Linked DNA regions of Homo sapiens: all the other regions are linked to region 1. Evidence: chromatin loops called from intact Hi-C (ENCODE). Cell type or tissue: sigmoid colon. All regions are shown on one strand. Each heading gives the region's core, and the rest is flanking DNA. Links, peaks and the distances in the headings are about the cores only. Region 1 holds the start of LOC101927259 (a long non-coding RNA gene). Region 2 holds the start of MFSD8 (major facilitator superfamily domain containing 8). Region 3 has its middle 41 kb from the start of LINC02615. Region 4 has its middle 90 kb from the start of LINC03140.

What was found. Hi-C counts contacts between places; a loop is a spot of excess contacts. Peaks named below come from ENCODE experiments on the same cell type or tissue, not always from the same donor. Only the 100,000 strongest peaks of a DNase experiment are listed, where the experiment ranks them.
Region 2: a loop joins it to region 1, with 5 times the contacts of the local background. A loop is called at or near these places in 2 of 110 quality-filtered maps.
Region 3: a loop joins it to region 1, with 5 times the contacts of the local background. A loop is called at or near these places in 13 of 110 quality-filtered maps.
Region 4: a loop joins it to region 1, with 3 times the contacts of the local background. A loop is called at or near these places in 2 of 110 quality-filtered maps.

What each region holds. Positions count from the first base shown.
Region 1 is chr4:128,548,935-128,556,636 of GRCh38, forward strand. It overlaps LOC101927259 (a long non-coding RNA gene), which reads right to left and starts at 4,619. Exons shown (of 3, transcript NR_187927.1): 1 at 4,428-4,619; 2 at 2,505-3,492; 3 at 1-321. RefSeq lists enhancers at 4,219-4,408, 4,429-4,498. In sigmoid colon, for the core only: no CTCF peak of the experiment used is centred there; a DNase peak (open chromatin) is centred at 4,317; H3K4me3 peaks cover 1,519 bases; H3K27ac peaks cover 643 bases.
Region 2 is chr4:127,961,600-127,969,301 of GRCh38, forward strand. MFSD8 (major facilitator superfamily domain containing 8) reads right to left here and starts at 3,574. Exons shown (of 12, transcript NM_001371596.2): 1 at 3,473-3,574. The coding sequence starts at 3,534. It overlaps ABHD18 (abhydrolase domain containing 18), which reads left to right and starts at 3,807. Exons shown (of 13, transcript NM_001358451.3): 1 at 3,807-4,007. RefSeq lists silencers at 2,531-2,640, 2,751-2,880, 2,891-2,940, 4,061-4,290 and enhancers at 3,381-3,800, 3,391-4,006, 4,685-5,186, 5,187-5,686. In sigmoid colon, for the core only: a CTCF peak has its summit at 3,975 (motif pointing left); DNase peaks (open chromatin) are centred at 3,642 and 4,362; H3K4me3 peaks cover 2,681 bases; H3K27ac peaks cover 1,919 bases.
Region 3 is chr4:128,383,135-128,390,836 of GRCh38, forward strand. No RefSeq gene overlaps it. Among named protein-coding and RNA genes, the nearest start is that of LINC02615, 41 kb to the right of the region's middle. RefSeq lists an enhancer at 4,536-5,735. In sigmoid colon, for the core only: no CTCF peak of the experiment used is centred there; a DNase peak (open chromatin) is centred at 4,017; H3K27ac peaks cover 3,602 bases.
Region 4 is chr4:128,656,414-128,664,115 of GRCh38, forward strand. No RefSeq gene overlaps it. Among named protein-coding and RNA genes, the nearest start is that of LINC03140, 90 kb to the left of the region's middle. In sigmoid colon, for the core only: no CTCF peak of the experiment used is centred there; DNase peaks (open chromatin) are centred at 3,648 and 4,218; H3K27ac peaks cover 475 bases.

The DNA.
Region 1 (7,702 bases), core at 1,219-6,218:
ACAAAATATTTCAAGAGCAGGAAATATTTGAAGTGATGATTATTATTTTAGTAGCATAAGGTCTCTTCTACTTCTAACAGTTAATTTTCATCACTTCCAGCTGAAGTTATAGATTTGCCCCCGTCCCCCCTTTTTTTTTTGATTGCTGCAGGTTTTTTTTTTCTTCAATAACGTGCTGGGGAGTCCATTTCTTATAGTAGCACCATCTTGGCTGCAGTGTGTGTCATTCTGCAAGCCCAGAGGGGTTCTTAAACTGAAACTTCCTTCTTGATAGCATTGCTGTCAAGAGTTCTGTCATCTCCTCTAATGAATGGAGTAAACCTGTGAGCATACACACCAATGAAAAATATATAAAGTCAGATCTGTGGTCCCAATATAATAGCAACAAAGATGATTAATTGTTTGTTTTAATGAGGTAACTGGTATTTAATAAGTTATTGATTTTTCTTAGCATCTTACTAAAATGCTTTGGAATGTGAACAAATCCTCCACTCATATAAGGCAGTATATAGATTAGGTATGAATTCATACATTGGGATTCTAGATGCTCTGTTATCTCAGGGCCAGGGCGTATTACCTGATTAGTATTGATTGCACTGTGGCCATCAGTGAATTCTCAAGGCATCGTTTTTAGTCAAGGAAGAATGTTCGGTGTGACCCTGAAATCACTTTGCAGCAGATCCAGAGAAAGTTAAGTTGTTGATGATTCAGTGCAAGTTGCTATGGCTTTAACTCATTGAACTGGATTTAATTTGTACCCATGGCTTCAATATTATTGTTATGCTCAGGAGATGTTCTCTGTTGATATTCTTTTACTTTGTTTTTCTTATACACTTTTCTCTGCCTGGTATAATTTTTCTCCTATTTTCTGCTTTGCAAACTCCTACTCACGCTCCAGGACCCAACTCAAAATTCATTACCTCTGTGCCCTTGTTCCTGATTCCCTTGGAAGATTTTGTCTCCTGGGTCTTCTCATCATCCTCAGTTGTAATGACACTTCATATAGAGTGATAAATGCCAGTAATTCAGTAATTATGTCTTTATATCTTCTCCCTCCTAAACCATGAGCTTCTTTTGGACAGGGCTGTAGATCATCTCTTACCATTGCTTATTCTTGTTGGAGCCCGCTATCCAAGAAGAAGGTTCACAGCTAGCTATGTGTAAATGCTTGCTGCTGTTACACATTTGGTGGATATTTCTTTTCAACACTCAGATTCTGAAACTTCTGGCCCCATAGGATGTAAATGGGCTTTCAAATCCTACGTGACCAGAAGTTTCAGAATCTGAGAAGTATGGGCACCAAGCACTTTGTGACTTCTCCACCACCACGATTTCTGTGGCTTGTGTGGGTCACACTCTGCTAAACACTTGAAATACAAAATCGCATTAATTTCTCACTATGGAGCAAGATCATTGTTATGTTCTCCATTTTACAGATAAACAAAGTGAGACAATAAATAATTTTTTTCAAGGTGACATCACTAGTAAATGGTGGGTCAGGGAGTCAAACCCCGGTCTGTCTGACTCCAAAGCTGTATCTACAAAGTGTACATGAGACACTCTGGAAAAGGCCCACCCAAACCAGGAGCCTGAAATTTCACCTGTAGAGATTAACTTTGAGGGGTCTTGAAGGCTTTACAGAAGCAGCAGGGATAAGAGGGTAGAAGTCATTAATGAAACACACCCAAATGAAATAGAGTATTCTAATACACCAGAAATAGTTGATGAACCCTCATACTTTAAGTTCTTTCCAACTAATTTCTTAACACAGAGCTGATAATTAGAAAAAATCTTTCCTTTAGGAATCATTCATATGGGAAAGAGACACAGAGCAGAGAGCCAACAAGGTGCCACAAGAAAGAGTGTCATAAAGGAAAGTTAAAAAATTTAAAAAATAAAACAAACAAAAACAAAATCCAAAAAGGAAAGTAGAAGACACTAAAGACCAACGGTGGAGGTTAATGGTGGGTGTGGGCAGTGGGAGCAGATCATGCTGGAACAGGCAATAAGAGGTGCACTGCCTATGAGAATTTAAAAACAACAAAACCCACTAAAAATCTGCTGTGGTGACCCTTAACAATGTCAGTGATAAAACACTCCTTCCCAAAAGGGTGGACCACTCCTGCCAAGCCCCACCTTGGTACACGCTGGTCCAACTCTAGGTTATGGGTCTCGGGATTACACCTGCTCTCCATACCAGAGAGAACTGCAGAAGCATCTGAATTCTGTTGTTTTTGCTTTTATAAAGACTCTAACCAGCACTGAGGTAATGGACTACTTTGAGTAGATCAAAATGAGGTGGGGAAATGTGATCCCCAGCTAGAACACTGTAGTGATTTCCTCTTGGTACTGTAATAAATCATCACAAACTTAGTGGCTTAAAACAACGCAATGTATTCTCTTACAGTTCTAGAGATCAGAAGTCTGAAAGGGTCTCATGAGGCTGAAATCAAGGCATTGGCAGGATGGCATTTTTATGGAGGCTGTAAGACCGATTTCCTTACCTTTTCCTGCATTTAGAGGCTGCCTGCATTCCTTGGCTTGTGTCCCCCTCCTTCATCTTCAAAGCCAGTGGTATAGCATCTTCCAGTCTCTCTCTGACTCTGACCCTCACTCTTCTGCTCCCTCTCATACTTATCAGGCCCCTTGTGATTCCGTTGGGCCACCTGGTAATCTCCCTATCTCAAAACCCTTAACTCAATCGTATCTGCAAAGTCACTTTTGCCATGTAAGGTGCTGTATGTACAGGTTCTGGGGAGTAAGAAGTAGACATCTTTGGGATGCATTTTTTCTACCTACAATAAGTGTGTTAGAGTGGAAATTAGAGATAAGGAGACTGAGTTCCAATCTCCACGCTGCCATTGAGGAGGAACGTGCCTTGAGGCAAATCTCAACTCCCGGGCCATTGTTTCCTCCTGGTCCCTATGTAGACCCCGTTAGGATATTCTCTTTGAGAAGTAATGCCTTTTCCTAAACACAGGGAGATATGGCTCCTGCTAATTAAAAGCCAGACCTGTTTTACACACTTACAAACGACACCCTAGCATTTGTTTAAGGCCACTTCTGAACCATGCCATTAGTCCTTCTAATGGCGTTTCTGCAGGTTCTCAGCTGATTTCTGCTTACCATCCTACATTTACTTACACCTTGCCTACAGAGCGTGTAAGTTTTCAATTTCTCATTTTAAATAGAGGACTCCAATTCTATAGCGTGGCTGATGCATTAAATATCCACAGCCAAATTGCTTAACGCCCAGGTTTTTTATCCCCTTCAAATTAAAGCTTTTAAAACACCCAGACTCCATGCTGGCTGAATGACATACACAGACTTTCTGCCGGCTCTGGGGGGCAGGCGATACTGGTTCCTGTCAAGTTCTAAATCTGGATGCTTTTTTATAGTGGAACAACTAAAAGGAATTGCTGCCTTATGATATATAACTACTACTTATTATAGATTGATCCATTTTGCAGCAGGGAGGTGGAAGGCAGGGAGCTGTAGGAAGAACAAGAACCAATCTTAGACCTGAGAGAAAGTAACCTTCTAATTGCCTTTTCCATGACAGCATCGTAAGCTTCTTTCTGGCAGCTTTATTTCACAGTGACCTGCCACACTGCTGTAATTTTCCTGGTGTCACTCATACAGGTTTAAAAAATGATTGGTTTTATGGCTTTTATTTGGGAATTTGTCAAGGTTTCACATTTGTAGAAGCCTTGAAGCAGTGGCCTAATAGTCCATAATTTGGTGTTTAAAGGGATATTGGTGGGTAACCTGCTTGGGCCCACAGGTGCCTACAGTGATCGCATCCTTATGCCTAGCGGGGAAATCTCCATAATTTCTGTTACGCTCCTGTAATCCTTTGCTGTCAGAAAACTCCATTCCAGGTTCCAGCGGACTCCAGTCATCCTGAGATGGGAGAAAACCTTTCAAGCTTTGTGATCAGGTTGATATTTAAAGCTAATTCTCATGAAATGTACTTCAGGTGTTCATAAACCCAGACTTGGGTCAGCGTATTCTGGCGATAGGGATTTACGTACTCCTTTTATGACTCACAGTCTGGAAATGAAAGTGCTGGACTCTGAGCTCTCTCTCTCTCTCTCTCTCTCTCTCTCTCTCTCTCTCTCTCTCCGTCTCTCTCTCTCTTCTAGGATCTCAACGCTGCCAACAGATGTTTTTAAAAGCCTCAGTTTCGAGGACTGTTTTGGCCTCCTGCCCCTGTGTGTACTCCTAGGTTTAATGAAAATTGGTGCCTCCGGAGCTCTCCTCCCGGGGGGGAGAGCAGCTCCTCTCGTGGTGCGGTTGCTTGTTCTCGCAGCCAGAACACACTGGGCCAGGGCTGTTGTGTGTAAACACACACACGCACACACACCTGCTTCATCCCGGCTCCCTTCTCTCCGAGTTGCCTGGGTTGGCCTCCATTTGGAGCCTACCTGCTGGTGTTTATCACAGTCGGTGTTTTCCCCCTTCCATGTTCCTCAGCAAAGCTGGTGCTTATCTGAGCAGCGGGCGATTTTTCTGAAGTGACCTCCGCCGAGCGGGAGATTTATGGTGGCGTTTGCTTTCATTATGTGTGGAGGCTGCCTCGTGAGCTCGCTGCGTGGCTGTCGGAGGAAGAGCAGAACGCTTCCCAGAATAAGCCTCCGGTATTATCTTTGAACATATGTTCTTGATTAAATGAGAAGAGGAAAGTCTCTTCGTTTTTTCCTATTTGGAGGTTAAAGTGGAGGGTTTCTCTAAAAACAGATTGCAGTAAATTGTGGGTTTATTTGAACAGTATGTCAACATTATTTACTCACGGTAAAAAAAAATCTCAAATTGATAGGTTTCTTTTAATTACCTCATCCTGAAAGCTGCTCTCAACAAACAGCAAATATTTCAGAAGCCATTTGGATAAGTCTGGAAATGTTGAATTATTGGAAACCTGCCGAGAATAATACCTTTGAAAATGTTTCCATAGTTCTGAGTATAAGAAAACTTGATTAGCAAACAGCTTGTCTCTGAGCAAACTGGGTATTGCCTTCTGTGATCTTGCTGGCCTCGTAAAAGATGGCTTGCAAGATTTTTGTGTAATACTGATCACACCACCCTGGAAAACAGGTACCTTTCTGGGGCTCGTTATTATTGTCTGTCACTCAGACTAGAGTGACCTTGTTTAACCCCACTACAATAATATCTTCCTCTTGAGTTCTGTCCAGGAAACACAAAAGCTAAATGAAAGAAGATTCAGTAATTGAGTTCTCAGCAAGTCCAAAGAGCTCTTCTAGCAAATCCAGGCCAAAACATATTTGACCAAAGAATGTTCTTTGACTTCATTGCTCGGTCTCAACTAGATGGAAAGATGGGCTGCTGGGCAGAATCATTCCTAGAGCCCAAACCTGTTTGAGGATGGGGTAATTTTCCTGGTGTCACTCATGCAGGTTTAAAGAATCTCAAAGCTCCTAACAGATGTTTAGGTGAATGAGGTAGCTGAGAGAAAGACAGAGACTCATATGTAAGCCAAGGACCCTTATACACATACACCCTTAGGCTCATGTTCTTCTGTAATTTTCTTTTGAGAATTGCTTGTGATGTTTGCCTTGTGTATGCATGCGTGTGTGTGTGTGTGTGTGTGTGTGTGTGTGTGTGTGTGTGTTGAAGGGATGGATGAGTTGGCAGGGGTAGGGGGTATGGGGCCTATAAATGAGAGATTGGGGTGGGTGGATTGGGGACCTACACACTATGATTCAGTGTGGGCCCCAGGTTCCCAGGGCACATCCCATACTTTGGGTAACATTTCCTGCACCAGCATATAAAACTGAGTTTACTCCTTGGGATACTTCTAAACTGAGTATCTCATTAAGAGTATTTCATCTGAAATGGGCATATGCAGGCTTGATTTTAGGACTGCTGTATAAGCTAGTAAAATGTACTAGTTGTTAATTATTGAAATATCCATTAGTTGGTAAATCACTGCATGAGACCCACTGAATACTCTACACCACCCCAAGTGTACCCTGGCCTTCACTTCTAGGACCTCCTCCCTGGCCTCCTCTAAATCCAGGAACTAAAGACTTAATGGCCAGCACTTTGGGGGACCTCCAGGGCCTGATTTGGCACTACAACTGGCCCTTGAACCTCATCGGCAGACAAGAATTCTGAATGTAGGCCCCGGGTATATGTACAATTGTCAGGAGCCTGAGCCTCAGAGCAATTCTCCTGGTGCCTGCCCAGATGTGGACCCTCAAGGCAGCCAGAGCTCCTAGCTCCCTTGACCATGGCTTGGGTTTATATAGAGGAGGTCAGGCAACAGAGACTTGCCAGGGCAGTGTTCCCGGTCATGCCAACAAAAATCACTTTTTAAAAGAAGTTCTGAGCCATTGGGAGATCAAAGCTTCTTTCTTTCTACCCTTGCAAGTCATTTCCTCCACATACCAGTGTGGAATCCAGCAGCCTTCACTGTGGAGACCAGTGCAGAAACAGAAGATGTAATTCTAGTCCCAGCTCCAGCACTTAATACCTCCATGACCTTGGGCAAGGGACTTAACCTCCTCACACTGCAGTTTTCTCATCTGTAGAGTATTGATGTTTGACTCAATTCCTTCCAGCTGTAATAACAAATAATTTTGAGTCCTTAAATTTATGTTTACTAGCCCATTCACCCACCCTGTCAATGGATATGCCAGTAATCTTCAAAAAGAAAGATATCATCTGCTAACAAATAATGTTTTGAACACAAGTTAAGGTAAGAATGATGCCAACTGTCCAGTGCAGTCTGAACAAGGGCACTGACATGCACAAGATGAGGCTGGCTTGCCCCCCTCCTGTTACCACATCAGTAAACACATATGAGCTCTCCAGCTGCACTCGGTTGATGGAGCATCACACTAATGGGGCCATGACCATTGATTCAATTCCTGCTCACTTAAAGATAATTTTAACCATCTTTAAAAAACATGTTGTGGCTTATAAAGGGCCCCTAAAAAGTAGGTTATTTTCCCTATTAATAATAACAGGTCAATGCAAATCCATTATTATTATTAGGGGAAATAATCTCAACATATAAGCATCAATTACATAAACTTCAAAATTAAGGTGACATTACATTATTAATGGTATGTATTTGGAATGTTTTTCATTCTTGACTCATTTTGAGTATTGGTAGCTATAATTTATACATTATAACATTTCTTTAAGATTTTCTTTGGTTTCTCAAATTGTAAATTTTTTATATCTTCAGGGTAGAGAAGGGGAAGGAAAGGTTCCATCTCTTACTTTAGAATAAATATCAGTTATAACTTAGGAGCTAGTATACAGAAATGCATTTTGTAGATTTTTATTATCAAGCTCTTCACTACATGGAGATTATACTTCTTGATGTTACACTATAGGCATCAATGAAGATGACTAGGATAAAAATACGGTGATACTGTTGTTTGCAATTGGGAGGATTATTGTTTTAGACTTGTTAAGGACAAAAAATCAGTGCTTTTCAGAGAAGTTTGAGTTCTGGCCTGGCCTATGTGTCTACATGATTCAATGACACAGTCTTGATAGACAAAACAGTTGTGATGGCTTTGGGGGTCACTCTTGCTGGTTTTTAAGAAAGTGAATTCTGAATGTGGATTCTCTTCTCATTCACCTCTTTCATTTTGGCTTCCCTTCTTATCCCCGTAAACAAAAATGCTACTGGACTCAAACTCCCAGCTCAGTTTTAGGAATTGTGGCC
Region 2 (7,702 bases), core at 1,733-6,732, 590 kb before region 1:
GTCAGGAGATCGAGACCATCCTGGCTAACACGGTGAAACCCCGTCTCTACTAAAAATACAAAAAAAATTAGCCCGGCGTGGTGACGGGCGCCTGTAGTCCCAGCTACTCTACTCGGGAGGCTGAGGCAGAAGAATGGCGTGAACCCGGGAGGCGGAGCTTGCAGTGAGCCGAGATTGCGCCACTGCACTCCAGCCTGGGTGACAGAGCGAGACTCCGTCTCAAAAAAAAAAAAAAAAAAAAAGAATTTCTGAGTTCTGAGAAAACCAAATGTCATGAAGTCCACGCACTCAAGCTTATGCACTTAACTAGTAGGAAAGACATTTAGCTCTCAGTCAGAACTACCAGGTTGTAATGACACACAGTTACATTAAGCATAGATCCAGGGTTATCAAAGCTATAACAAACAAGAAGCCCCAAATTAAAGCTGGTGGAAAGAGTATGGTGACAGCAACAACAATAAAACAACTGTTGCTGCCAGATTTCAAAAACATGATGCAGAACAGTCTGCGAGGAAAACAGTCTGTCAGAAAAACTAAAAAGCAGACGTAAGTACTTAAAAAGTATAGCAACGGGCCTCAGAGCCTATTGAGACATTTGGGACTGTTTGCTTCTACACCAGCACTTTGGGAGGCTGAGGTGGGTGGATCACTTGAGGTCAGGAGTTCCAGATCAGCCTGGCCACCTGGTGAAACCCTGTCTTTACCAAAAATACAAAAATTAGCCGTGTCTGGTGGCCCACGTCTGTTAATCCCAGCTACTCCAGAAGCTGAGGCAGGAGAATCGCTTGAACCTGGGAGGCAGAGGTGGCAGTGAGCCAAAATCGCACCACTGCACTCCAGACTAGCCCACAGAGCAAGACCCCGTCTCAAAAAAAAGTATAGCAGTGTAGAATAAATTGGTATAGAAGCAACAGTCCCAAATGTCTCAATAGGCTCTGAGGACATCACTCTATTAAAATTCATATCAGCATCGATATTCATTTTAATGATCTCAAGATAAAATCAAGTAAAGATAAAACTGCACTCCAGGCTCACCACTGCACTCCAGACTAGGCCACAGAGCAAGACCCCGTCTCAAAAAAAAAGTATAGCAGTGTAAAATAAATTGGTATAGAAGCAAACAGTCCCAAATGTCTCAATAGGCTCTCAGGACATCACTCTACTAAAATTCATATCAGCATCTAAACTCATTTTAATGATCTCAAGATAAAATCAAGTAAAGATAAAACTGCATTGCATAAACTCTGTTTAGTAAATCGAGGACCAGAGAAATACATTTGCCAAAGGGTTTTGAGTTAGAGTGCTCACAAAAGGTTGGTGCTTAAGGGGAACAAATGAGTAAAAATTATTATGGTCATAGACAGCTGAAGTTTAACTGAATTTATTAATTTACCTGAGGTAATTATTATGTATATTTCAAATAAAATAGTAATTCCGTTTTCCTAAAGGTAAAAATACATTAGGTATACATTCCCGAGTCACTGCCCATAAACTAGGATCAGAACAACCAGAATTATAAGGATCAAAATACTGACGTTATTCCTTTAATGCCTTAAAATTAGTCTTTCTTTGTACATTTGGCATAGGACAAAGGCGAGCTCATTTTGGACAGATTTGTTAAACTATCAAGAGGTTGTCAGGCAATTAGGCAGCAGGTCATTACTAAGACCGATACCTTCAAGTATCTATTAAAACCATCATTTTGAAACTGTGAAATCTGGAAAGTGATCAGCTACAAAGGGCCAAATATGGAATGCAGAAGATACAGAATGTGGTGGCTTTGTGTCCGGGATTGGTGGGTTCTTGGTCTCACTGACTTCAAGAATGAAGCTGCGGACCCTCGCGGTGAGTGTTAACAGCTCTTAAGGTGGCACGTCTGGAGTTTGTTCCTTCTGATGCTCAGATGTGTTCAGAGTTTCTTCCTTCTGGTGGGTTCGTGGTCTCGCTGGCTCAAGAGCGAAGCTGCAGACCTTCGTGGTGAGTGTTACAACTCTTAAGGCGGCGCGTCTGGAGTTGTTCGTTCCTCCCCGTGGTCTCGCTGGCTTCAGGAGTGAAACTGCAGACCTTCGCGGTGAGTGTTACGGCTCATAAAAGCCGTATGGTCCCAAAGAGTGAGCAGTAGCAAGATTTATCGCAAAGAGCGAAAAAACAAAGCTTCCACACTGTGGAAAGGGACCTCAGCGGGTTGCCACTACTGGTGGGCAGCCTGCTTTTATTCTCTTATCTGGCCCCACCCACATCCTGCTGATTGGTAGAGCCGAGTAGTCTGTTTTGACAGGGCGCTGATTGGTGCGTTTACAATCCCTGAGCTAGACACAAAGGTTCTCCACGTCCCCACTAGATTAACTAGATACAGAGTGTTGACAGAAAGGTTCTCCAAGGCCCCACCAGAGTAGCTAGATACAGAGTGTCGACTGGTGCATTCACAAACCCTGAGCTAGACACAGGGTGCTGATTGGTGTGTTTACAAACCTTGAGCTAGATACAGAGTGCCGATTGGTGTAGTTACAATCCCTGAGCTAGACATAAACGTTCTCCACGTCTCCACCAGACTCAGGAGCCCAGCTGGCTTCGCCCAGTGGATCCCGCACCGGGGCTGCAGGTGGAGCTGCCTGCCAGTCCCGCGCCGTGCACCCGCACTCCTCAGCCCTTGGGTGGTCGATGGGACTAGGCACCGTGGAGTAGGGAGCGGCGCTCATCGGGGAGGCTCGGGCCGCACAGGAGCCCACGGAGTGGGTGGGAGGCTCAGGCATGGCGGGCTGCAGGTCCCGAGCCCTGCCCCGCGGGAAGGCAGCTAAGGCCCGGCGAGAAATCGAGCGCAGCGCCAGTGGGCTGGCACTGCTGGGGGACCCAGCACACCCTCCGCAGCCGCTGGCCCGGGTGCTAAGCCCCTCATTGCCCGGGGCCGGCAGGGCCGGCCTGCTGCTCCCAGTGCGGGGCCCGCCAAGCCCACGCCCACTCGGAACTCCAGCTGGCCCGCAAGCGCGGCGCGCAGCCCCGGTTCCCGCTCACGCCTCTCCCACCACACCTCCCTGCAAGCTGAGGGAGCCGGCTCCCACCTTGGCCAGCCCAGAAAGGGGCTCCCACAGTGCAGCGGTGGGCTGAAGGGCTCCTCAAGTGCCGCCAAAGTGGGAGCCCAGGCAGAGGAGGCCTGGAGAGCGAGCAAGGGCTGTGAGGACTGCCAGCACGCTGTCACCTCTCAGCTTGGGTGCTGCAACAGGCAAAGCAGCAGCCTGGGTTTCTCCAGCCCCGTCACTCGAACCCACGGGCTCATCACCGCACGGTGCGGCCAGACGCCCTTTCTCCTACGTTGGGAGCGAATCTCCTCGGCTCACACAACCCAGCCACCGGCTCCCACCGCGCTGGAACCCCTCTGGCAGCGAGGGTTTGTCCCAGTGCGGGTGACGCCCGGAAAGGAACCAGTCCCAACAGCGCAGGAGACTGAGGGGTCCCTCCACCAGGATCCGCTCACCTGCTTCCAGGTGTGTCGCCTAAGAGCGGCTCCTGTTCACTTTCGTTCCGCAGGCCGGCCATAGTTACACTCCCTACAAGGCGTCTTGCGCCCAACTCTCGCGACACCTGCTTTCTCCCATCCCGGGTGGCGTGAAGCTGGCAAAACAAGCCTGTAAGTGCGCGTGCGCACCTGACGGTCAGACGTAGGCGGAACGCCCCGAGGTCATAGGCGGGGTCACGCGGAAGGCCGGGCAGCGCAGGGCGAAAGGAGGCTGTGTCCTCAGCCTCCTCCCTCGGCACGCGCCTCCCATCCTGACGGGGACTGAGAGCCCAGGAGAGCTCGGGGCGTGTCCAAACTGCCGCGCCGCCCTGCTCCGGGTTTGTCTTCCTCCCTCCGTTTCTCCTTCCGCTGTATCTAGCATTTCGGTTCCTGGAAAGGTTACCGGAGCTGCGATTGGGGCTGGGACCAAAGTTGAGTCCTGGAAAGGGAGCCTGGAGAGCGGCGGTGCTGGGAGGCCCGGCCAGCTCGATCGCAGGCTTCCACCTGGCGGCCAGTAAGTAGCCGGTCCGGTTAAGTAGTAGGTGCGCTAAGAGCTCCCCGCGCCTCTTAGCGCGCCGTGTACGCGCCTGGAGGCAGGGACCGGGGACGCGGAGCTGGGCGGGAGACTCGCGGGTCAGGGACGCGGGGTGAGGCTGGGGGTGAGAGACAAGGCTGGAGTCCGTGGCGCGCTTCGGAGGGCTGAGATAATGGGGGCGAGCGCGCGGGCAGTCCCTTCCCCCCGTGAAAGGTAGAGGTGGCTTCCAGCTCTCTTCTCTAGCTCGGCTAAATGCAAAGGCGCCTTACCTGGAGGGCTTGTCAGAGCCAGGACTGAAGGTGGGATCTGCTGCTTGTAACCTGCAGGTCCCCGGATGCGCACCCCAACGGCGCCTGCGCCTACGGGGGCCTCAGCCTTGCAAAATGTCACTCAGCAGAGCCTGCTGCTGAAACGTGGGAGTTGAAAAAGGTACAGCACCTGCCTAGCAATGACCAGCTCCTTTCGTCACAAGGAAGATGACATTTTTAGAAAACATGTCATGGGTTTTCACTAGATCTCCATGTTTATTTCTTGGTGGTTATGTATTAACATCTTATCTCTACTATTAGGCTTGTAGGCTAGCTGGCGTCAGTAGTCATTCTGTGTCTCATAAATTACCGTTTTATTAGCGCCAGATACATTGTCATGTAATTTCATTTGATCACAAGTATCCTATGAGATAGGCGAAGCAGACACATTGCTAGTTTACTGAAAATTAAGATCCAGACAAGTTAACCCAGAGTCACTCTGTGTGGAAGTGGCAAAGTTGGAAACCAAACTTAATTTTTTTAAATTAATATTTATGAGCATTTACCCTATGCTAGGTCCTATACTAGTTACACAGTCATGTATGGTATATGCCATCACTTCTGATCTTTGTGTCATTTGTGACCTTGTGTGTATCAGCCAGGCGCAGTTCACTGGTGAACACCTAAACTTGAAACGTGCGGTCTGGGTGCGATGGTTCATGCCTGTAATCCCAGCACCTTGGGAGGCCAAGGCGGGCGGATCACGAGGTCAGGAGATCGAGACCATCCTGGCTAACACGGTGAAACCCCGTCTCTACTAAAAATACAAAAAAAAAAAAAAAAAAAAAAAAAAAAAAAAAAAAGCCGGGCGTGGTGGCGGGCGCCTATAGTCCCAGCTACTCGGGAGGCTGAGGCAGGAGAATCCCTTGAACCCGGGAGGCGGAGGCTGCAGTGAGCCGAGATCACGCCACTGCACTCCAGCCTGGGCAACAGAGTGAGATTCTGTCTCAAAAAAAAAAAAAAAACCAAAAACCTTGAAACGTGCTATTCAGAAATATCTTCTAAATCAAGACCTGATATTTTGTACTTGGATTCAGTCTTGCAGATTCATTTGTAACAGCTCACAAAAACAAGTCAGATTTGTATTATTGGTTCCAAAAAGACACATAGGTAGAAAAGTTAGTATTTTCTTGCCATAATGTCGCTTTATTATATTGTCTTTTTTAATTCCTGGGGGCTAGCAATGTATGGCACATATATAGTGGACAAGGGGATTTTTAACCAGTATAGCAGTAAGCAGAATGGCTCCTAGATAAATATATGTTGGATGAATGCTCATTGAATTACTTCATCTCATCCTTACAACAATCCTCTGAGGGGGGAATTGTCTCATGTGTACAAGGAAATGGAAGGCAGGGAGATTAAGTAACTTGCCTAGGATCATACTACTAACAAGCAACAGAGCTAGAATTCAAGAAATGCAGGACTCCTGATCCTAAGCCTGTGCTCTTTACCACCAGGCTTCTTATGGGAAAAAATGGCAAAGCGGCAAGAAGAATCTTTCCTTATATCTCATAAAAATATATAGTAGATATTCAGTTTTTATCTAAGTGAAATAATTGGCTATCATGTATCAGGGCAGATATTACTTTCTGTTTATAGGTTAAGGTGGCTTACTCAAGGTCACACAGCTGGTAGAGGAATCCCAGCCCTCTGACACTGCTCTTTTCCATTGGTGCCTCCAAGTGATGACTTCAGACCACAAAAGCATATGGAATGAGTACATATACAGCTGGTGAAATCTAAGTAAGCTTAGTGTATTGTACCAGTAGGAAAAAAAAAAAAAGAAAATGTCTCTTAGGAACACACACATAGCATCCAAAGTAAACATTTAAACATATATATATATGTAATTTTTTTTTATAAAGCCCATGGAAAAGAGGAGCTAAATTTGAAGAGATTAGATTATTTCCCGAATGTTTCACACAAGAATATGAGACTCCATTTGGTGCATTTCCTTAGGTGACTGCCCAGGATATTTACCCACACCCCTTTCAAACAAACAGCCGGGCGCGGTGGCTCACGCTTGTAATCCCAGCACTTTGGGAGGCCGAGGCGGGCGGATCACGAGGTCAGGAGGTCGAGACCACGGTGAAACCCCGTCTCTACTAAAAATACAAAAAAGTAGCCGGGCGTGGTGACGGGCGCCTGTAGTCCCAGCTACTCGGAGAGGCTGAGGCAGGAGAATGGGGTGAACCCGGGAGGCGGAGCTTGTAGTGAGCCGAGATTGCGCCACTGCACTACAGCCTGGGCGACAGAGCGAGACTCCGTCTCAAAAAATAAACAAACAAACATCCTATTTTCTTACTCTTGTTCAGTGTAAGAGTAAGGAATTATATTTGTTGAATTATATTTGTGAAGCTAGGGAAGTAGATTTTAACAGTGGATATCTGAGGTATCTAAACCCTTTCTTAGCTACTTAAACTTGTATAGACATTATTTAGAAGTGAAATTACAAGATAAAATTTAAAGTCTTCTTTTTTAGGTAAGGGAATAAGTTCTTGTACATGGTGATATTTTTTAAATTTTCATTTATGCCTTTGAGATATGTATCACCAATGTAAGGATAAAAGTCCAGAAAAAATTAGTATTGCATTGTTAAATGCTTAGGTACCCAAATGACAGGAAATAAAAGCACTAGATAGCATAATAAATGATGAGTGTCACTTTAGCAATAGAACTCATTTCTAGGAAAGACTTTTTAGTTCTTGGCACTGTACTAGAACTTCTATTTTTGTTTCCCTTTGCTTTTCCCTTTCACATTGATAACTGTGTCATTTTAGCTTGATATATACTTCAAAAATAGGTTCTATTTCTGCAGAAGCTCATTGTTGTCTGTCCAGCCTGAAGTGGGGACTTTTAAGTATCTGGCATGACTCCAGATGGTGCCTTATTTTGGTGATTTGGAGTTACGTTCACCCTGGGCTTGGATTTTTATCTGTTCATGGTGGCACTAGATACCCTGGACCCAGCCAACCCTGTCTAGAAAGACTTACGTGTTTAGAGAGTTCCACAAAAACTGTCTTTTATGTTGTTCTTGGAGCTGAAATGGGATTTAAGAAGATTTGTATGACCCCAAACCCCAGAACCAAATTTATACTAACCTATATGTGCGTTTGATTTACTTTCTTTTCCTCATTTATTAGTTGTTTATTAGTAGGTAAATATAGTAAGGAATATGCTGTGTCTAAGTTTGGAGTGCTGACTTTTGTGGCCTGTTATGCAGGGAATTAAAGTGATTTGGGAAGGTTTTCTTTTTTTCTTTTTTCTTTTTTTTTTTTTTGAGACGGACTTTTGCTCTCGTTGCCCAGGCTGGAGTGCAATGGTGCAATATCAGCTCACTGCAACCTCCACCTCCTAGGATCA
Region 3 (7,702 bases), core at 1,094-6,093, 170 kb before region 1:
CCCGTCTCTACTAAAAATACAAAAAAATTAGCTGGGCATGGTGGCTAACACCTGTAATCCCAGCTGCTTGGTATGCTGAGGCAGGAGAATTGCTTGAACCCAGGCAGCAGAGGTTGCAGTAAGCCAAGATGGTGCCACTGCACTCCAGCTTGGGTGACGGAGTGAGTGAGACTCCATCTCAAAAAAAAAAAAAAAAAAGGGATTACACTTGAACAGAAATAGAACCAGAGACAGGCCAAATCAGAAGATAGAGCCACAAAATTATTGACCCAGTACCACAGGATTAATTGATATAATTGCTTTGAGGCCAGGTGTGGGGGATCATCCCAGCACTTTTTGAGGCCAGGGCAGGACCGCTTGAGGCAAGGTGTTCAAGACCAGCCTGGGCAACACAGCAAGACCTTGTCTCTGACAAAAACATAAAAAATTAGCTGGGCATAGTGGTGCCTGCGTGTAGTCTTAGCTACTTAGGAGGCTAAGGTGGGAGAATTGCTTGAGCCCGGAAGGTTGAGGCTGAAGTAAGCCATGATTGTGTCACTGTCTTCCAGCCTGGGCAACAGAGTGAGACCCCATCTCTAAAAATAAATAAATAAATAAATAAATAACAAAATAAAAAATTAGCCAGATGTGGTAGTGGGTGGCCTGTAGTCCCAGCTACTTGGGGGACTCAAGTAGGAGGATCTCTTCAGCCCAAGAGTTTGAGGCTGCAGTGGGCTATGATTGTACCACTGCATACCAGCCAGGGTGACAGAGTGAGACCCTAATTCTAAAACAACAACAACAACAAAAATTTTGAATTGAATGGATGGGTTTTGCCCTCTCATTTTAGATCCCATTCTTTTTTTCACTGAATATTTATTGAGTGCCTATTATTTGCCAGTTCTGCTAAGTGCTGAGGACATTAAGATGATAAGGCACTGGCCCTTTCCTTGTAGGAGCTATCATGTAGATAGTAAGGGAGACAGACATTGTGAAAAAGGATAATTAGACCACAATATCTTCCATGCCATCATTGAGGTATGAAGAGAATGCAGTGCGACCCAGAAGATGGAGTGACTGACTTGTCCTAGGAAAGTCAGGGAAGGAGGGAACCCTGGGGCTGGGATTTAAGCATAAGGAGTTTACTCATTTGCTGAAGTTTTGTTTCCCAGATTTTAGTTTGATCACACTACCTCATAAATGTTAGAAAACATCTTCTGGCCAAATATGGTCTCAGCATTTGTTCTTTTGGTTCTGCAATTAGTGACAGACCATAGTACCATAGTAGCATCTCTGGAATGTTCTTCTGAGCCGAAGAATTTAAAAGATGTCATACATAATCAGAGATAAACTGCATTCTTGAGGCTTAGCAGATAAATGCTCCAATTTGTTAAGAAGTTTTATGGGAGACTTTCATTTTGGCCACCCAGTATTTACTTCCTGTGGCAATAACGCCATGTTAAACAAATTATGAATGGGAAAGATGATCATTCTGAAATGGGAATGTAGAAGCTCTAGGTCTGGGCCAGATGGATAGAAGCTGCTGTCACTTGGTGTTGGGAATGATTTGGACTCTGCACACACAGTTGGGATTCCCTTCAAGGTTATTGGACTACCTTAGACCAGAGGTTTGGCTTGATGGTTATGTCACCATCACCAGCGGGAAGGGCAGCATGGTGGCACCGTCTCTCAGTGGCCTTCCCGACGCCTCCAATGCGATTTCTGTTCATCTTTAAAGAAATAAAGTCTGATTTAGAGCTTTGTATTTCTTTCTTAGTGTTCGTTATAAAAGTGACCATTAAATATGAGGTTTTAGTGACTAAAACAGTTGGAGGCTACAGCTGGGCTGACAGCTTTAGTGGAGAGTTTATTTTCTTTCTTTTTTTCCCTCCTGCCTGGCTTCAGCTTTAAATTAGATTGTAATAATCATAACAAAGCTTCTCCCTGCCCTTAGTTGAAAGCACATTGCAGACCTGAACTCTTTCTGAGACTTTATTTATGACGGAATCCCACACCATTTTAGAGCTTTCATCTTCCATGTGCTCAGCATTTTATGGGTCTCCGTTTTCTGTAGCATTTCTGAAACCATGGTTCAAAACAATGTCAATTCCCTCAGGCACCAGAAAGATCTAGGAAGAGTGTGTCCCGCTCTCCTCATTGTTTGCATAGATGTGTTGACACTGTCATTGTGTTAACTCTGGAATACACAGTAAAGTGGGTTAGTTAAGGCTTTAACTAACTTTGACTAGTATGGCTTTGCAGCCTTATTTCCTGGGTATATTCCCAACTTAGGTACTTATTAGCTGTGTGACCTTAGATACCTTAGCAAACGTTTCTGTATTACATCTTCCTAGTTGTGAAGAGAGAACAATGGTAGCACTGACCTCCAAGAGTGGTTGCGAGGATTAAACGAGTACTTTCAGCACTTGGAAGAATTCTTTGCAGCAGTAAGTGCTTAACAAATGTGAGTTGTTGGTATTATCCCAGAAGTTCATGAATTGATGAAACTGGATGGTCGAGTAGTCATAAAATAATCCTCCTTTACTTGGTCTGCTTGTTTGTGCTTGCTAATGGTATGGTTAGAAGATTTTAAAGGTTAGACAACCACAGTCAATTGGTGGCTACACTGAATTATCATTTCCTGGAGACAGCAGGAGGCAGTGTAGTTTAGCTGTTAAGAGCATTGGGTTTGGAGTCAGAAAGCCTAGTCGAGCATCAGTTCTGTTTCTTACATGGCCTCTTAGTGGCTCAGTTCCCTCATCTGTAAAATGGAGCTAATTCCTCACAAGACCTTTTGCAAGAAAAATGTATGTGAATGTCTGGAGCACACATTAAATACTCAAAAAAGTTGTTGTGGGTGAGGGGAGGAGTGAGGGGAAGAGAGATTGATTTAAGGTCAGATCTGTTTGTTTATCATGAGTTCCCTGGTAACAAGCAATGGAGATGGGAGTTTGCTCAGAGCCGTCAGCATCCAGCTGTGAAAGGGAAACACTCAGGCTCTTTTAACTTTGAGAATGTTGACATAAATTACAAAACCAAGAAGGACAAATGGCAATTTGCTGCTGTCAGTATTATAAACATCAGTGTGAGGGTGGACAGTTTAGCTCAGATGAGTCATTCCGGGTCTGTCCTGTCTTGTCCAGAAGCTTCACTTGCATAAGATGGGGTACCATTGGCAGAGGAAAGAAGCAAGCTAAGGACCCAGTCTGTCTTCTTACTGCTGGAAATAGTGGCAGTGGCTGGGCTGTCCCAGGGTTTATTCACTGTTACAAGGTTCTGAAACTTTAGGGGGTATAAAACTCAAGTGGGGAACTTGTTAAAAGGGCACCTTCCAAAGCCTTATTCACAAACATTTCAATTCAGTAGGTTGTTGGTAGGGCCCAGGAATCTGCTTGTTTTCTGGCTCTCTAGGTACTTCTAACACAGGTGCTTAGAAACTACACTTTGAAAAAGACAATTCCAGTGAGATTGGGCAGAGTAAAGTTTCCGTGTAGGAGGAGCTGCCTCTGCCAGGCTTTTCCCCAGCATTATGGTTTGCTTCTAAAAAGGAAGCAAACAACCAGAAAACAAAAAAGCCAAATTTGCTTTATTTTGAGTCAAAGCACCACTTAATAACTTGTGTCAATTGTTTCTCACAACACTGCATGAAAGACTTAATATTAATTCCATTTGACATTAGAGGAGTCGGGGACTTTTGGTGCAAGCATGAATTAGAGGCAAACATTGCACAGGTTCTTCAGTTTGTCTCCAGCCATCTGGGTATTGCTAAACACATCTGTTTCTTCTCTTGGAGAGGATGCCCCAGTGTTGTCACATGATTTAAATTATGGCAAGAGTGGAGGTTCCGTTTGTCCACTTCCCTGGTTTGCAGGGATGGCTCGGGGGAGCCTTGCTTTGCCGTGACTGGCATTCATCCAGGGCCCGGGCATTTAACTCTGAATTTTGATTTGGGCATTTGCCTGGTGTGATATTCTGCCAGGGCCTTCCCAGTCTGTTCTCTGCTGTTTTGCTCCTGAAGATTTATGGCTAATGAAGGGATAAAGAAAGGTCGTGGCGAGAGGCGGCAGCATGTGGTGGTGACTCATGGTCTGGGCCTGGTGTGGAGCCAGTTTGGGTGGAACGCTCCACTGGCTGCTGTGCCTGTTTTCACGTGGCTCTTTGCCACAGCCCTGCAGGAGGCAGTTTCTTGCCTGTCTCTGGTCAGAGAGGCCTGGTGATTCTGCCTGTCTCCTGCTGTTATGGACTCAGGTCAGGGCACTAAAGCCTGGCGGCCTTTTGACAAACAGTCTCACAAATGGGAGCTCAGGAGACAGTGGGATGGGCCGGTCCTGGGAAGGGCTCCAAAGCCACTCCAACGTGGGGGACACAGTAGCAGCATGGGCCGAAGGAAGTCAAGTGAAGCTACTAGCAGGACAGGGTTTCTCAGCCTTGGCACTGTTGACATTTTGGACAAGATAATTCTTTATTGCGGGGCTGCACTGTGCATTGTAGGATGGTGAGTGGCATCCCTGGCCCCTACTCACTAGAGGTTAGTAGCCCCACAGCCCCTCTCAGTTAATGCAACCAGCAAAATCACCCCTGGTTGAGAACCACTGTGGTAGGTTGGGTTCCAGGCATGTGGCCAGGGTTAAGAAGATCCATCCACCATCCTGTTTTTATTGAGTACTTACCACGTGGCAGGCATTCTTTGCATTCATTATCTCATTTAATCCCCATAACAACCCTAAGATGAAGGAACTCTATTGCTCCCATTTTCTGGATAAGAAAACTGAAGTTTATAAAAGTAACTTGCCCAAGGTCACATAGTGTGGGGCTCATATATGTGTCAGATGCCCTTTCCTCACCCTGTGGCCATATGTAATGAAGCCATAATATGGAAGCCTGGGAGAAAAGCTGCAATGCGTGACAACAGCTGGCATGTAGTGTAAGGGGGTGCTGCCTGTTGAGCTCCAGGGCTGAGATTGAGGAGTCTAATTACAAACCCTGTGGAGATAGTTAAGGGCTTACATGAACTTGAATACCAGGTGGATGATTCAGATAGAGATGGAGCTACTGGAAATGCCATGTAGGTTGGGGGTTGGTTGCAGGTAAACTTTTACCTATGCCCAACTGTTGTCCCTCACTTGTTCATGACACTGGATCCCCTGAGATATGACTCCTGATGTGAGCCCAAATGTGCTTTTTCCACTTCAAATACTGCTCATTGGACTGGGGTCTCTCACCCCAACCTCCATTCCTCCTTAGGGACCAGCCCTTCTCTTGCCTGAATCTTAGCTTCTTCCACTGACACCACGCTGCCTTGGGTTGGGACATGCCTGAGCTATGACATGTACATTGAAATGACTAGACAACACGAGGTTGCTCGTCACCTCTGGCACAGTAAAGACCCTGGGACATGACAACTGAAGCTGGTGTGATCTCCAGTGCATGTAAAATACTTGTAGTTTATAGGAACTGATGATTCTGAATTGAATGCCAATCCTTGGGAAGGTTTTTAAAAGGAAAGATCAGAGTTTCTGATATTGTGGTTTCCTCAATATCAAAGGCACCAGGTGGAGGTGAGAAAGATGTTACCTGAAATCCAGGTGAGCCTCTTCAATGGGCTTTTTAAGGATGTTTTCCCATTAGTGGGGCAGGACAGGTTTTGGAGTGCATGATTACTTTGTAGTCTGGCTGATATCTAGAACCAAATGGGCTTCAATTTGGAAAATGACATTCACAGATAGCATTAGCTTGAATTACATGGATTTCTCCTCTATTTACACCCAATTAATTAGCACTTAAACACATGTGCAATGTGAATACTGGGAATACCTTTGCAAAAAGGAAAATTCTGACTGAGTTGCAAAGCCTGCTTGGGACCTGCAATTGTTTGGGGGGTCCTACTGCTCATGGACCTGATAGACGCTGATGTCCCACAGAGCCTTCTCAGTGTGACATTTTGCTCAGCACAGTCACTATGCAGGTTTTAGCATTTCTGCAAGACTGTGAAATAATCTCTGTGATTCCCCTGTGTTCTTAATCCCTTTTGCTCTTCTGTGGTGGTCTTGCCCTTTCTCAAGAATATTATCGTTGGTACTTGTTGGTTCAAGGGGGTGTCATTTGAAGGAACATCATATAATATAGCAAGACTGCTCTCTGGAAATTTTTTGCTTTTGCTCACTCTGTTTTTATTCTTATTTTGAATACTAGAAAAATAATATATGTTTATGGAAGATGAATTAGAAAATACAAATAATCAACAAAGAAAAAAGAGGAAAAAATTACCTTGTAATCATGCAACCCAGATATAGCCATTATTAACATTTTGGTTATGTCCTTGTGTTTTTGTTTCACTTTTAACAAAAGGAGAGGATAGAAGAAATTATCAGAACACATGTGGCATTTTTTTAGTAGAATTTTAAAAAATGCTTCAAAAAACCTTTTGATTTATTGGCAAATAGGTCCTGATGACTGTCAATGATGTACACAGTTTTGGAAATATACTAAGAAATGCCATATTAGTCTCCTTGCTGATAAAGGGTATATCTATAAGAGAAGTGTGTGTGTGTGTGTGTGTGTGTGTGTGTGTGTGTGTGTGTGTGTATGTAAATGAACTCTCTGTGGCTCCTGAAAAAGAAATTCTGTTCTGGATTTGTTGACTCACTGCCAAGCTCTGCTGCAGGCAGGGAGCAGATTCTAAGTTATTCAAGCCAAATATTTTCGCCCTCATGGTTTATTGGCTACTGTGACAGACTTCTCCTCACACCTCACCTCCTCACTGGCACGTGGACATATCAGGCATTTTGTTCATTTTGCTTCTCGATCTCTCCCTATTTCTTTCAATTACTCCTTAGCATTTCTTGAATTTATACGAGTACCACCCCAACTCGCTAATACACGTTAGAAATACCCAGACACTTCCTTCTTGAGGTCGCTGCAGGAATCCACCGTCTCCCTCTAAGACTTTGTTCATGTGTGAGCCTCCTTAGGGCTCCTAAGCTGTTATGAGGGAGCAGCTCCTCTCAGGGAGGGAGCACCACTCACCTTCATTCATTCACAGTCACTCAGAATAACACTGTTTCCTTTCCATGCCCAACATGAGATCAGGGTGTATGACTGAACTCAAGGTTCATCACACCCTTAGGGGGACAGGCTTGGGGGGATGAGAGAGAGAGAGGAACTGTGCTGCTTCAGTGAAGAACTCCTCACTCTCCTGGGTAAAAGAGAATTTTGTACAGGCTGTCATGACCAGTAAGCTATTGCTGAGAAGATGCATCCTAGGATGATAGTTTTAAAAAGTTAAAAAAAGAAATGTTTAGCTCCAGTTGGCAAAAAAAACTAGACACAGGAAAAGATAGTGTAGCCTGCTTTAAAGGATCACAAAGTATGAAGGAGACTGGATGGGTAAGGGCTTTATATGAAGAGCTTGCTTTCCAGCTCCATGGTGTTTCCCTCCTTCTGCTTTCAGTGTTTTTGGTGTGTTGTTTGAAATGTTTGGAAAAGATCCTAAGTCAAAATGAGGCTAACGGTAATTGCTTTCTAAGTTCCAAGCGCTGTTGTAAGCACTGATCATGTAGTCACTAATTTAAACCCTACAACAACCTCAGGGGAGGATCCATCGCCACTGTTTTACAGACGTGAAAACGTAGTACAGGCTTTAAGAAACCTACCCAAGGTCATACAGCTGGTAAGCTGCAGAGCCAGGATTCAGGCCAGGAAACCACACTCTCTGCTCTGCCTC
Region 4 (7,702 bases), core at 1,239-6,238, 110 kb after region 1:
TCAACTCCAAAAATATCACTCTCCCCTTTGACATTTATCAGTGATAGCAATAATGCCAGCGAGCATTAGTACACTGAAGAAGTACAGAGATGCCTCCTAAGGCATATCTTTAGGTTTTATCTTTAAATGATCTCCTTATCCCTGACTTAATTTGAATGATGTTTTAGATCAAATTCATATATAATGAATGGTGACTATGTTGATCTGGTCCTGCTCGTTTTTACAGGTTTAGGGTCTTACAGAATACATAAAGCTCATAAGGGGGACTTAAAATGATTTGGGGAGACAGACAGACAGATAGATATATGGATAGATGGATAGGTGTATGAAAAACCAGATGAAAGAATGGATAGATGGGTTGCTTCTCTACTCCAAAAATAAAATAAGAAAAGAAAAATATTACGTAGTCATTTCTGTACTGATACTAATTTAATCTATTTCAGAAAGAAGGTCATATTTTCTTTCAATTTAAATAATGCAAATGCAAATAAATATAAATTAAATTGTGATAACGATTGTTATCATGGCAAAAAATTAAAATGCCTATCTCGAGGCATCTTTTGCCTTTAAGTGCTACTTTTCTCTTACTCTTGGAGGCTCAGTGGTGATTAATGATATTCTTCACACTCTCAAAGGCTTTCTTTAGGAACCCTTTCCCAGTGACCCCACAAGAAGACAAGGCTTCACCAGCTACGGAGGACATATGGTTTAAAGATCCTCAATTACTCTAAGGTAGTCACAGGCTGTGAACAAAATTTCTGTCATATTCCTGTAATGCCTTTTATAGGGAGAAGCAGGGAAATCCAGATTAGAATATAGTTTTCCTGGTGAGATTTGATGAGGTTTATAATTGTCTGAGAGTTTGGTTCCTATAGCTCCTAGACCCCTAAGGTTTTAATTATCAAATATTTGATTCAACCTTGAAAATAAGAACCTTTGAAAGAAAAGCAACACTTCCCTCCTTTGAAAAGCCTATATTGACCTTGCACCTCTATCTAGCAGCTGCCCTAGTACTGTAGCAGTTAACCCTAGTCACCACCATCCTTCTTGAACTTGACTCCTCCCCTAGCTTGTATGACTTTACTCTCTTTTTGTTCACCTCTCAAACCACTCCTTCTCAGAGTCCACTGCTGGGTCCCATCCATTGTCCACCCTTAAACGTTGACTTTCTTCAGCCCTCCTCAATTCTCACTCTGTACCCACTCCCCTGGTTTTAATTCTCACTGCTACACTGGTAACTCCTGACTCTATATATCTAGTCTTGATCTCGCCTCAGCTCCAGACCCATAGATTCGAGTGACTACAGGGTATCTACATTGGAGTGCCCATATGTAAACTCCCACTGTGCATCCTGTTTCTTGGGTATTAGACACTTTCCACTGTACTGTATGCCTGGAATTTGAAAGTCATCCTCTCTGAGCTCAATTACCAGTAGACATTAAACATCTCAGCGCTTATCTTATGGCAGCCATTGTGCTCGACTGGGAGATACAGAAATGAAAAAGACATTTTCTACCATGAAGAAACTTTTACTGTAAGGAGAGAAGAGGAAAAGCAAACAAAAAAAGGCAAACAAAGGCAGAGCAGGAGTGATATTGAAGAAGGAAAACCCTGTAAGTAGAAGGAGGAGAAGAGAGTAATCCTGAGTGAGGATTGAAGAAGAGACAGCAGCAAACTGGGCCTTGAAAGATGAATAGAAACTTCCTCCATAAAAATGGGGTAGTGGGAAGGGAGATAGTCCAAAAGGCAGGGAAAAGATGACCAGAAAAGCAGGGCGTGATTGCACAGCTCATTTCATTCATTCATTCCCCTAATTGGAGCTCAAAAACTGTCCTAAGCTCAGAGGAAAGGGAAAAATATGATGTGCCAACAGCAGTGTGTGTGTGCTGTGTAGTGGTGGGGTGTGTGTGCGCGTGTGTGTGTTGGGGAAGTCAAGGGGCATATGGTTGAAGAAACTAGAAAAGTAAGTTGGGGCCAGCCCTGAAAGCAGATGTTTGTTTCATTCACTTGAATGAAATGTACTTTGTACTTCCTGTGAGAAGGATAGGCCACTAAATTTCAGGGCTGATATTCACTTATGTATTTACAAAATAATACAAGTTGACATCAAGTTAAAAATATACTACCACGTGACTTCCTGCCATACACCAGAGAAATTCATAGCGGTAAAGTAAGTATTTAGTGAGCCAACATGTTGTGGATCTTTTTCCAAGCCTCATTGCTTTCCTGGCCAGCTCTGGACAAAAAGGCAAGTCAGGTTAAGAAGAAGAAAAATAGAACAGGGAGAAGGAAAAGGGGAAGGGGGAGAAGGGAGAAGGAGGGGAGAAGGGAGAAGGAGGGGAGAAGGGGGAAGAGAAGGGGGAAGAAGAGGAGTGGGGCAGGAAAAGGAGGAAGAGAGAGCCAAAACAAGAACAAAAAGAACAAGAACAAGAAGACCAGGCTGGGTACGGTGGCTCATGCCTGTAATCCCAGCACTTTAGGAGGCCGAGGCGGGCGGATCACCTGAGGCCAGGAGTTTGAGACCAGTCTGACCAACATGGAGAAACCCCATCTCCAAAATACAAAAATTAGCTAGGCATGGTGGTGCGCACCTGTAATTGCAGCTACTGGATGGGGGGTGGGGAGCGGGGGTGGTAGTGAGCACTGAGGCAGGAGAATCACCTGAACCTGGGAGATGGAGGCTGCACTGAGCCGAGATCGTGCCACTGCACTCCCGCCTGGGCAACAGAGCGAGACTCCTTCTCAAAAAAATAAATAAATAAAAAGGACAAGAACACCAACAACACTATTGATCATGTAGAATGCTCCTGGCCGGGCGCGGTGACTCATGCCTGTAATCCCAGCACTTTGGTAGGTTGCAGTGAGCCAAGACCATGCCACTGCACTCCAGCCTGGCGACAGAGCGAGACTCTGTCTCAAAAGACAAAAAAAAAAAAAAAAAAAAAAAAGAGAATGCTCCCATATTGAGACATTCTTAGCATGAAAAGGAATGCGGATTGAAAAAACTGGTTTTAATGGGCCCTATGTACATTGAAGTCTCACAACAGCTTATAGAGACAACATGGAAGTATGAAAACTTTTTTAAACCCAGACTGTGTTACTAGTTCTGAAACAGAAGCTATGTTTTACAAAGATAGATGATATATAATGTCTAAAAGGATCAGGCTTAAGAAGGGAACAGGCTAATGCAGACAGTGGTTGGCTTCCATGAGGAATGGGAAAACCATGGTGATAGAGCTCTGTGTTTGGTTAGTGTCATCTGAAGAGCAAGAAGAAAATGAACCAGAATTTGGGCTTCCAGGAGTTGCTGCTCAAGGGGATCAGAGCCACATCTGTGTGAAATGGCAGCTGGTGGCAAAGCAAAGTCATTTTCCTTTATTATGATAAGTAGTTGTGTAACACACAGGAGTGTACACCTTCCATCCATAGTATTAGAATTGGTTTATCTGGGTCGGGTGTGGTGGCTTACACCTGTAATCCCAGCACTTTGGAGGGCCATGGCAGGAGGATCGCTGGAGATCAGACGTTTGAAACTAGCCTGGGGCACATAGTGAGACCTTGTCTCTACTAAAAATAAAAAATATATATATAGCCAGGTGTGGTGGTGCGTGCCTGTAGTCCCAACTACTCAAGAGGCTGAGCCAGGAAGATTGCTTGAGCTCAGGAGGTGAAGCCTGCAGTCAGCCATGATCGTGCCACTGTACTCCAGCCTAGGTGACAGAGTGAGACCCTGTCTCAAAAAAAAGAAAAAAAAAAAGAATTGGTTTATCTGAACAACCTGTTAATGTGTTTGAATTGAAAAAGAAATTGTACTTATAGGCTCTATAAATGAATAAACTTGCACCTCAAAGGGTTCGTGGGGATTTATAAGGAAGGCTTGGGAATTCAAGAAAGAAACAGTGATATTAACATGGTGTACTTAAAGGATATGAAAACCAAGGGAAGTTGCCAGATTCAAGAGGAACTACTCTGTGTTCTATCCAAGCTGAACATTCCATTTTTACAAGGACTCCTTTGTTGTCATGTTTATACACAGACTAATAAATGCTTGACCTTTTTTAGTGATGAAGGAACAGTCTGTGCCTCAGGAGCATATTATTTCAAGAAGCACAAATGAAGAGAAAGTCCAAACCCTCTGGGACAGATGGACTAAATATTTTGGTATTGGAACCACATGGGGAAAGGCAGCAGTTGGGAAACAGAAACAGAGGCCTGATAAGGGAACCTGGAAACAGCATCAATCTTCTCAGAAGTTTCCAAGGACTCCAGATATGCAGGGAACTGGACACCAAGCTCACGTGAGGAAGGAATCAAAGTGAATGAAACATTGATCTTGAAGTTAGTAAAATGCAGTAAGTGAGGAAAATATCTGTGTTCTTGTGAAAGAGTTGATTTCTCAACTTTGGGGTTCTGTATAAAAATGACTAATATTCATCAAGCATTGGCTTTCTACTTAGAACAGAGTGTTTATATGAATTAACTTATGTAATCATCACATCAGTCTTATGATGCAGGCACTGTTCTTACTGCACCCACCTTTTTTCTTATATAGACAGAGAGGTAAGTAACCTCCCAGAGTCACAGAATGTTAGAGTGACTTTGACCGCGTTTATGTAGTCTCATGCCTGAGCTCACACTCTTGTGCCTCCCAGGGACTTTAGCAATCACCTAACTCTGATTTGCTTCCCTCCCCTCCTTACCCCAGCTTTCTCCCTCACTCCCTATTCTAAACAATTAAGAGTGAACTCAAGAGCATCCAAGGACCTGTGTAGTTGCCTTGAAATACCCCAAATATTTGTGTGTCTTAGGAATGACAAATCCCTGGTAATCATTACAATAATGATGTGGTATTATTATGAAGTATTTCATTAGTACTTATTCAATGGTGTTTCTAACATTGTATGGTTAAGTATCACCTCAAGAGTGAAGAATAATAATTGATGATAATGATCACGGGAAGCTGATATTTTAACTTTTGGTTCAAAAAGCCTTTACTTTGGAGAACCAGAGACCAATGATGAAATGTGATGTTCCAATTACAGGGCTGAAACCACAGGTATCTGAAATGCAGTGGAAAAAAACAATGAGAATGTGAGGGCCCTAGGTAACATGAAGCGATTGGTCTCGCTGTTGGGCATAATGAACTCCTACCTGCACTCAGTGCCACATGATGCAGAGTTTATGGTGCCTCTGAGACTGTTCGTAAAGAGAGGCGTTGTGTGGGACTGATAACAGCTCTGCTCAAGGACAGCAATGATGTCTGCCACATCCTTGGAGTTGGGAATTACCTGGCCTCGTTACCTCCTCCCCACTCCTCCCCACCCCAGGAATCTGGATGCTCAAGGCTTGACTATTTCCTCCATTCTCCCCTCACTCAAGCCCCGTGTTCAGAAGCAATCAGATAAACTCATTCATTCTGAAAAGTTTAATGTGTGACTCTTCCAAGGACAGTTTGTTTTAACAGAAAATCAAGTTTCAGAACAAATGTCCAACAGGTCCCAAATTTAACTCACTATACTCAAGAGTGTGAAAATCAAAAAAGTAAATTTTTGTTTCCCATGAAAGATCTAATCTTAACTCTCTGGCCTTCCCACACTGGGTGCTATGAAGAAAAACTCCTAAAATTGCTATTTAAAGCCATCTCAGTCTTTTCTATCTTAAGATAGTCTTAATTGGAGCAATCATCTAATCACTTACAATTTACCTCTTTTAGTTTTCTGTTGTTGCAAAAAAAAAACAAAAACAAAAACAAAAAAGCACACATACTTAGTGGCTTGAAACAACATGAATTTATTATCTTATCCTTCTATAGTTCAGAAGTCCAAAATGGGTCTCTTTAGGCTAAAATCAGATGTCAGCAGGGCTATGTCTCTTTCTGGAGGCTCTAGGGGATAATCCATTTCTGTGCACTGTCCAGATTCCAGAGGCCCCTCATATTCCTTGGTTTATGGTCCTTTCCTGCATCTTCAAAACCAGCAACAGTGTGTAGAGTTCTCACATCTCTCCTCTCTGAACGGACTCTTCCACATTTAAGGACTCTTGTGATTATACTGAGTCTACCCGGACAATCCAGGTTAGTCTCCTTATTTTAAAGTCAGCTGATTAGCAATCTTAACTCCATCAATTACCTTTTTTTTTTTTTTTTTTTTTTGAGACAGGGTCTCTTTGTATCACCCAGGCTGGAGTACAGTGGTACCTGGCTAATTTTTTGTAGAGACAGGGTTTCACCATGTTGCCCAGGCTGATCCTAAACTCCTGGGCTTAAGAGATCCTCCCACTTCAGCCTCCCACAGTGGGATTACAGGCAAGAGTCACTGTGCTTGGCTTTCCATCAGCAATTTTAATTGCCCTTTATCCCGTATGGTAATTTTTCACAGGTTATAGGTATTAGGATGTGGACATATTTGGAGGTCATGACTCTGCCTACCACACCAGCTTTTCTAACTTCTTTCTTCCCCTCCTGCTGCTCCTTCTCAAAATAGTGCATGGGTACATGAAGGTAGAGGAGAGAGGGCCTCAGACTCAACGGTTGTTTGTTCTCTGGATCCTTGCTGGTTTCTACTACTGCGATGGGCTTATTTCTGGTTGGGCTGGATCCCACTGATGAAATCTGTGACAGATGAATTTTTGTTTATTATAATTACTTTACGCTACATAACTAACCACCTCAAAACTTAGTGGGTTAAACGATCATTTTGACAATGAAAACAATTACATCTCATGATTTTGTGGATTGACTGGGCTCTGCTGGGCAAATTTTCTGTTCCACAAGATGGAGTGGATGTCACTCATATGGCTGTATTCAGCTGGGAGCTTGCCTGGGGCTAGAACATCCAAGCTGGACCCCTCCAGGGTCTTTTTCCTCACATCCTCTTACCATTCAGGAGTGTAACCTGTTTCTTCACATCACAGTAACTGGCTTCCAAGAGAACAAAAGTAAAATCTGCCAGGCTATGTCCTCAAACCAACATAACATCACTTCTGCCACAATCTTTTGGTCAAAACAAGGTGCAGTGTCAGCCAGATTCAAGGGGAAGGAAAACAGACTCCTTGTCTTCATACATCTAGGTAGAAGAGGAAATGGTAGCAGCTGTATTTGCGGGCAAACTGCCAGATAACCTGTTTCAATCTTAGCTTGGTCAGGCCTGAGGCACTGACTTTGTGACACCTGAGTGTCAGTCACTTCCCTAGCCTAGGTGGCGTGCCCTGCAGCCCTATGCCCAAGTCTCTTTCCTTCTCTCATGGCAAACTCAGGCCAGCCTCATTATCTACGTTCTGCAGCCCCAGAACTGGCAGGAACTCCTGGGCACTTTGGGTGTTCAGGCTGCTGAAGGAAGCTTAGGAATGCCAACTTAGTCTTCTCCAGTTGGAGACTGTGCTGTGCCACCATTTTTATTCTGCTCATGAGGCTTCTTGGTCCAGTGGAGCCACCAAGCGTGGTGGTCTCCTCCAGCAGTTACAGTGGGAGATACAGCTTGCCTGCTAATGAGCTACAGGAATCATGGATTTCCTGGTTAGAAGAGTGGAGTATAAACTCTCTCCGCTTTTGGATTTCTCCTCAACCCATCTCATTGCTCTTTCCTCCAGGATTTTGTCCCAGAAGGTCAGATCAGAACATCCATGCTAACTGCTTAATTTTCATAGTTTTCCGAGACAAAAGGACCTTTTTCCCCTGCCCCTTTCTACCTGATAGAGGCTTTTC